Regions from separate parts of the Homo sapiens genome. Here region 2 is linked to region 1. Evidence: read pairs that join two places in POLR2A ChIA-PET (ENCODE). Cell type or tissue: Panc1. All regions are shown on one strand.

The links. Peaks named below come from ENCODE experiments on the same cell type or tissue, not always from the same donor. Only the 100,000 strongest peaks of a DNase experiment are listed, where the experiment ranks them.
Region 2: POLR2A ChIA-PET joins it to region 1 with 9 read pairs; 2 of 35 experiments call an interaction of 5 or more read pairs at or near these places.

What each region holds. Positions count from the first base shown.
Region 1 is chr5:131,440,972-131,444,971 of GRCh38, reverse strand. It overlaps RAPGEF6 (Rap guanine nucleotide exchange factor 6), which reads left to right. Exons shown (of 28, transcript NM_016340.6): 23 at 2,435-2,623. Among named protein-coding and RNA genes, the nearest start is that of CDC42SE2, 180 kb to the right of the region's middle. In Panc1, no CTCF peak of the experiment used is centred here; no DNase peak of the experiment used is centred here.
Region 2 is chr5:131,536,129-131,540,128 of GRCh38, reverse strand. All of the region lies in intron 6 of RAPGEF6 (Rap guanine nucleotide exchange factor 6), which reads left to right. Among named protein-coding and RNA genes, the nearest start is that of RAPGEF6, 97 kb to the left of the region's middle. RefSeq lists an enhancer at 3,354-3,583 and a silencer at 3,339-3,633. In Panc1, no CTCF peak of the experiment used is centred here; a DNase peak (open chromatin) is centred at 1,859.

The sequences.
Region 1 (4,000 bases):
CATTCTGGCTGCCACATGTTAAATGGTACATGTTAAAGGTAAAAGCTGAAAGAGTATATAGAACCTTTAACATTTATTCATGCTTTAAAGTTCAAAGCCATGTACATATTTATTAAAGCTTTCTGGCCCTGCTTTGAGTCATCATCAAAGTTATTTTTTCCCAGGTAATTTGATGTAGACTTAATCATCTTATGGTTATGAAACACAGTTTATATACACCCTCATGGCTTCCTCTTCTTACACCCACCCCAGACTTGTGTCTGTCTTTTCTCATAGCACTAAATGATGTCCCATGCTACATATTTAATAAAATGAGAAAATCTTTAGGCCTTTCTTTCTTAAACTGGATTTGAACATTTAGTTAAATGCATGTTCCTTTAATTTGGTTTGAGCATCTTTATAATGCATAATTGATTTTTAAATGTTTAAATAGTCACTATCCGAAGCCCAAACAATAGTTGATTTCTGAGCATTATAGAATTTGATTCTTCCCAATTAATTAGAATATATGTGGTTTTTGTCATTCATCTGTAAACTTATTTTTGAAGTAGTCTCAGGTTTTTTTCTTTGTACTGTAGCAATTATTAAAATAAGATGTCATTGATTAGCATTTACCAATCAATGAGAGAAGGATGAAAGTATTTCATGGCTCTAACCAAAGATGATAACCTCTTGGATTCAATTAGTTGGTGAGCCATTGCAATTTTCTCTTGGGGTCCCTGTATTTGAACTTTCTAAGACATTCTCTGATTCTTATCACCCCAAATATTGTCTAGTCTGTCTTAATAAAAGCATAATAGCTATTATAGCTGTGTTGAGACAGTTTAGACATCTATTTTTGCTTTTATCTTGATGTTTAAAACAAATACTTCATGAAGTACTGAGGCTGCACCTGCATTGAAACCACCCTGGATAACCTAAGGATTAAAAGTACTCCCTGATGGAAGAATGTCTTCCCCTTGGACTATAGTATTGGTTTTATATGAAGGAGGCAGCTTTTATAAGTAAGGGTTCTCAGTTTTTTATTCTCACATTCATATTCAGAAAACCTATGGATTTATAAAAGCACTGTCTCTGGTTTTCTTGTGTTACAGCTGTTGAGATAATTTCACTTATTTATTCAACAAATACCCATTAAGCATCTGTTTTCAGTCAGTTACTGGCACATAAGGATGTAATAACGAACAAAATGCATAGTCCTTACTCTCAAGTAGGTTAAAGCCTAATGAAAGGAACAGAGAAGATAAAGCCTAATGAGAGTATAGGACTGGTGAGAGGAAAGGTAAGCAAGTCAAGTCAAGGGAGCAGGCTGATGCTAAATCATGCAGGGTCATATAGGCCTTGTTTTAAGGATTTGGGTCTTCATTCTAAAAGCAGGGGCAAGTTAAGGTTTGTGCAGAAGGAGAAGGGAAATGATATGATCAAATACTCATTTTGGCAGAGTCACTCTTCTATTCTATGAAGAATGCCTTGAAGGCATGCTAGAATTGATACAGTGAGAAAAGTATTTCAGTAGTAAAGGTGAGAGAATGTTAACTTGACCCTCAGCAGAGTGATGATGGAGCTAATTAACATGGATTCAAGAATTATTTAGGGCTGGATGAGGTAGCTCACACCTGTAATCACACCACTTTGGGTAGCTGGGGCATGTGGATCACCTGAGGTCAAGAGTTCGAGACCAGCCTGGGCAACGTGGTGAAACTCCATCTCTACTAAAAATACAAAAATAGGCCAGGCGCAGTGGCTCACGCCTGTAATCCCAGCACTTTGGGAGGCTGAGGTGGGTGGATCACCTGAGGTCGGGAGTTCGAGACCAGACTGACCAACATGGAGAAACCCCTGTCTACTAAAAATACAGAATTAGCTGGGTATGGTGGTGCATGCCTGTAATCCCAGCTACTCGGGAGGCTGAGGCAGGAGAATCACTTGAACACTTGAACCTGGGAGCCAAGATTGCACCATTGCACTCCAGCCTGGGCAACAAAAGCAAAGCTCTGTCTTAAAAAAAACAAAAAAAAAAGCCAGGTTTTGTGGCAGGTGCCTGTAATCCCAGCTACTCAGGAGGCTGAGAGAGTAGACTCCATTGAACCTGGGAGGTGGAGGTTGCAGTAAGCCAAGATTGCACCATTGCACTTCAGCCCGGGCGACAGAGCGAAACTTCATCTCAAAAAATAAAAAATAAAAAGATTTATTTAGGAGATAAAATTAACAACTTATTCTACAATAGTTTTAGAGATAACATTTTTTATCTGACTCACCAAACAATAGAGATAACATCTTATAGTACTTAACTGAAATTCCTGCTAAGAAAAATTAATCTATTTTATCTTTTGTGCTAAAAATAGATGGTTTTAAAGTAACCATTTATTATTGCCAGTGGTGATAACCTTGCCTAAAAACGTGCAGTTACTTATTTCTTACTCTCTCCTGTTAGTGACCAAGAATTTAAGTGAGAAAAGATCAGCCAAATCATCTGAAATGTCTCCAGTGCCTATGAGGTCAGCTGGCCAAACAACTAAAGCCCACTTGCATCAACCCCACAGAGTAAGCCAGGTGCTTCAGGTGCCAGCTGTTAATTTGCACCCCATCAGGAAGAAGGGACAAACAAAAGACCCTGCACTGAGTGAGTATTCACCATTAATATTACATCCGTTTACCTGAAATTTCCAGGGGAGTTAGAGTGAAAAATAATTACAGATGTTCAGGAGATAAGCTGTTGTAGGTTGTGTAATATAATCGTCACTTTATGAATCAAAAATGTTGATTTCATTTTGCCTATAGATGTTTGCTGACAGCATACGTGTTTTAAATGCCAACATTGAATTTCCTATAATACTGAAATCTGTCGATCAATAGAAAATTTACAGCAATACATTTTGGGTACCAAGGGCTTACTGCATTCAGAGGTGTATTTAATGAAATATCCAATACAGATGCAACCTACAAAAACTGTGGAAATGAAGTTGCTTATTCCAAAAATGACTATACGTTGTTTTTTGTCTTTAAAGACCCCTTCTGAAAACGTGGTTGGGAAACAAGAGAATATAACTTTTATAAAATATAGACCACACTTTTTTTTTCTGTTAGGCCATATAGTCATTATTCATATTACTTTTATTTGTTGTTTTGACAGTATCACTATTTTAGCCTTTTAGATGAGAACCTAGATTAGATTTGGTTCCTAGCATGATTACTTAGGCTGTACATTATATGTAGTATATGTTTAGTAGAACTTTGTTCATTTAATTTGTTATTGTTTGAGATACAAAGTTGAATAAGAAATTCCCCCTCCTTGACCAGATTTTCAGTCTGGTGATGTAGACACTCACACAGGTAACTTCAATATAATGTGTCTTCTTCTTATGCCAGGGGTATATGCAGAACATATAAAAGAACAAAACAAGAGCTTTTAACTTAGACAGAGGTAAGATAGGGCTTCAGAAGAAGGCTTTTTGGAAATAACATCTAAGCAGCCTAAAAGATTGGTGACGAAGAAGATAATTAGGCAAAAGTTCCAGAGAAGTTGCTTCAGGCTGAGGAAACAGCTTGGTATGTGCAAGAAACTACAAGCACTTTGCTGACGCTGAGTGGAAATTGCATGCAGTGTTGACAGACAATAATAATTAAAGCTGACACTTGGAGAGCACTTACTGGTGCCAGGCATGGTTCAAATTGTGCTTTACTAATTTTATATATCAGTCTTCATAGTAATGCCACAAGATAAGTGGTATTTTACCCTCATTCTACAAAGGAAGCATAGAGGCTAAAGGAAGGCTGACTGGCTTTAAATCTTTGCCTTTAACCACTGTACTAAACAGCTTCCAAGATGCAGAGAATGAAGACAGGTATGCTGAAATTACAATGTGCCATGCCAAAGGAAAAAGTTAACATTGAGAAGCCATTGAAGAGATTTGAACAAGAGAAGGTTACGGTTCAAATTATGTTTGAGAAGGACTGTAGTGAGGATCACAGCAGGACTGGAGATAGAGAGCTCAGATGG
Region 2 (4,000 bases), 95 kb before region 1:
ACAAAATAAGGTGCTAGTCTTCCTCTCTTTCTTCAGCATAGCGTCTGCACAGACATGGAGCCAGCCAGCTCTTCCTAAAAGAACATCTGGAAAGAATGATTTCCATGGCAGCATTATGGATTGGGGTTTTTAATTTGAAGGGATTCCCTTTGCTGTGACATCTTTATGTATTTTCTTTCCATCTAGTCTTTTGTTCTGGGATTGTATAGTGGGTGGTAGGATGATGTGACACGCTAGAATCTACTTTTTCATTTTAGGCTCACACATTACTAATGTAGCAGGCGGTTCTTTCTCATTGCTACTTCTCTGATTATATCACGTTCTCCATTCTCTTTCAGTGCTCCATGTTTTGTTTAGATCCAGAGCATATTAGAGAGTTAATGTACATTTGTCAATGCAGCTCAATAAGAGGTGATTATTAGGACACCACATCACTTACCAACTTTGTGGTGATATACTGAAAAATGGCTGGATGCTTTTACTTGACCATGGGTGTGACCTCTTAAGGTATTATTGCAAGTGTGTTTCGCTTTTATGGAGTGTGTGTGTATGTGTGTCTTATTCATCAAGCCATTCCTGTAGTAAGAAATAGGTCCATGCCCCCACCTCCTCATGAGAAACTAGAGGACTTTGGTACAAACATGTGATTGCTTAGTTCTCTTCATGGAGCACCAGTAAACAAAAAGTTTAAATATTTATTCAAGTCAAACTAAAGGAGGTGTAAGCACTATTGTTGGATCAATCATTAGGAGAATTTAGAATTTGAACTGTTTAAGTGAAAGTCACTGTTTGATGAAGAAGCTTGTTAACATTGTGAACTTTATTTTGTATTTGTGGGCTTGATAAATCCTGATTGTTTTTAATATGGTATTTCATAAGTACTTTCAGAATGAAATAATGAATGAATAAACAGACTTTTGTTACTTCTAAACTCAGGAAGTTTGCAAATGGGATCTTTGATAATCTTATTTGTATATAAGACAGTGAATGCTGATCACACTACTACTGAGAAGTTTGGATCCCCACCTCTAAGAATCTTCAGCTTTTCAATATTGCTTCTCTTCTCTCTTTATTTACAGCCCCAAATACTCTGAACAGGTGTATATTCTTTGTGATTCTTTCTACCTTAAAAACAAAAGAAGACTTTCTGTTTTTGTTTACGAGTATCTAACATCCTTTAGGAGAATACTCCTCCTTTATCTTCTAGGAAATAATATGGAATTCTTGATAGGTTTTTGTACCTAGTTAGAAGGTATTGAGTCCACAAATAGACAAAAAGCATAGAAGTGATACAACTAAAACTAGGACAAATGCCAAGTTAGAGCAGATTTTGTTTTAATTTTGTGAAGAAATGCTTATTGTAGAAATGTAAAATATATAGAAGAGTATGAAGAAGGAAATGAATTTGCTGTCATCCTCAAAACTGGAGATAGCTACTGTCACTTAAAATTTTTTTAATGTACCATGGTCCCTCAGTATCCATGGGGGCTTGGTTTCAGGACCCCCTGCAGATACTAAAATTCGAGGATGTTCGAGTCCCTTTTATAAAATGGTGTAGTATTTTTGTGTAATCTATGCACATCCTTCCATATACAGTCATGTGTTGCGTAATGACAGACCACATAAATGACATCAGATTTTGCTGCCTGTTTTTACTGTACGTTTTCTGTGTTTAGATACACAAATACTTACCATTGTGTTACAGTTGCCTGCATTATTCAGTAGAGTAACATGCTGAGCAGGTTCATAGCCTGGGAACCATAGGCTGTACCATGTAGCCTAGGTGTATAGTAGGCTATACCGTCTAGGTTTCTGTAGCTACACTCAGTGATGTTTGCCCAAGGATGAAATTGCCTAATGACACATTCCTCAGAATGTACCCCAGTTGTTAAGCAATGCATGACTGTATTTTGAATCATTTCTAGATTACTTATAATACCTAATACAGTGTAAATGCAGTGTAGATAGTTGCTATACTGAAATTTGTAGTTTTTTTTATTGTTGTAGTGGTTTTTTGTTTTTGGTTTTTTAGGTTTTATTTGAGACGGTCTCGCTGTCAACTAGACTAGAATGCAGTGGAATGATCACAGCTCATTGCAGCTTTGACCTCCCAACTCAAGGGATCCTCTCACCTCAGCCTCCTGAGTAGCTGGGATTATAGGCACATGCCTCCACACCCAGCTAACTTTGTTTTTTTTTGTAGAGACGGAGTTTCATCATGTTTTTCAGGTTGGTCTTGAACTCGTGGGCTCCAGCAATAGCCTGCCTCGGCCTCCCAAACTGTTGGGATTACAGATGTAATCACCACCACCCCCAGCCTCTACTGTTATTTTTAATGGGATTTTCCCAAAATATTTTCTGTCTGCAGTTTCTTCAATCTGCAGGTACAGAACCCATGGACACAGAGGGCTGACTGTATATATCTTTTGATTAATTTAAATATTTTAATTAATTTAGATGATGCTGAATGTTTAGTTATGTATCCTTGTGTTTGTGTTTCTCATGCAGTTAAATTTTTTCCAAAACATTACTTTCAATATTAATATAATGCTGTATGAGTGTAACGAAGTATTCTCACGTGGCTTCCAATTTTTCTCCTATTACAAACAACTTTTAGGGAAAAATCTGTACATGACTGATTATTTCCTTAGGATTGAGTTACAGAAATTACTGGGTTAAAGGTATGAAAATTATTTTAAGTTTCTACATGAATATTGGTAACTTCTCAATAGGCATTTTAAAATTGTCTTTATTATTCACTATGTATAAAATGCTTGAGTACTGAGAGGACCAGAGCAGGGCATGCCCCTCTGGTTGTCTGGGGCAGTTCTTCCTCCCTTAATGGTGTGACACTAATTCAGACAGATTTGCCCAGGGAACCAGAATTAGGAAGACTTTTTATCATACTTGAAATATTTTATGGAGTAATTGCTAAAGAAGGAGCTTTTGATAATTGTTTAAAGCAACTCAGATACTAATGTATACCAGTGGTCTAAGACTGATTATGACAGTGTTCCAGTTGGAAGGGGAATAACAACTACTCAGACATAGCAAACAAATTAATGCTGACCTAACGTTATTACCTTTTAGTTTGATTTGGTATGTGTTTATTAAGTGTGCTATCTTGTGTATGTGGCTTTTACAGTGCTAGAAAATGTAGTATTTAAAAGTAGAGAAGGGACGTAATGGTCATCTTTATGAACAAGGGATATAAAGGAACCCAGGAATTCACAGATAGTTTTAAATGAGAGTTCATTTTTTATCATTTATATATGTTACTCTCTTTTTGAAGAAAATTAATACGCTGTTTGAAACTTTAGGTTTGCATATACTTGAGTAACTATATACAAAATGTATCCTTTTGTGCAGGTATGAAGATGCTTGATACGCAGTGTAGACGGAAAGCAGAAGCATAGTGGTGCCTTTTATTGTTCTTTCAATTTCACTGATTCTAATTATAGAAGCTTACATCACCTTGGTTGATGATGACGGTTTCTCTCTCCTTCTTGGTTTTTCTTCCTCTATTACTCCCTAAGGGTGGATCATATTTCATAGTGCATGTGTGTCCAGCTGGTGGCTGTGACAGATTTTCAACAAAAATGGGGGTGATCAGTTAGTGGATATATATGACAGTATGCTGAAGCACACTGTTTCTTACAAGAGAATAAAAGAGCGTTGGTACTCTTGCCTCCCCTCCTTCATGAAGGCTGAGGAATAGGTATGCAGTTTGAAAGCAGAAGTCCTAAGGGGCACCAGTAATTAGAGTTAACTGTGTCTGATAACTGCAAAGATGCATTTCAGATGTTCATGTTAAACATGGGGGAAAACGGGTGGAAAAGATTGTTATGATCCTTTGAAAGGGCTTGTATGTTACCTATGATCATTTCAGTCATTTATTCATTTATTTTCCAAAAGACTTAAAGTGTTTTCACTATGTAAATCAGTACAATTTAAGTTTATATTTCAAAAACCAAATATAACTAAAATACAGAAATGAATA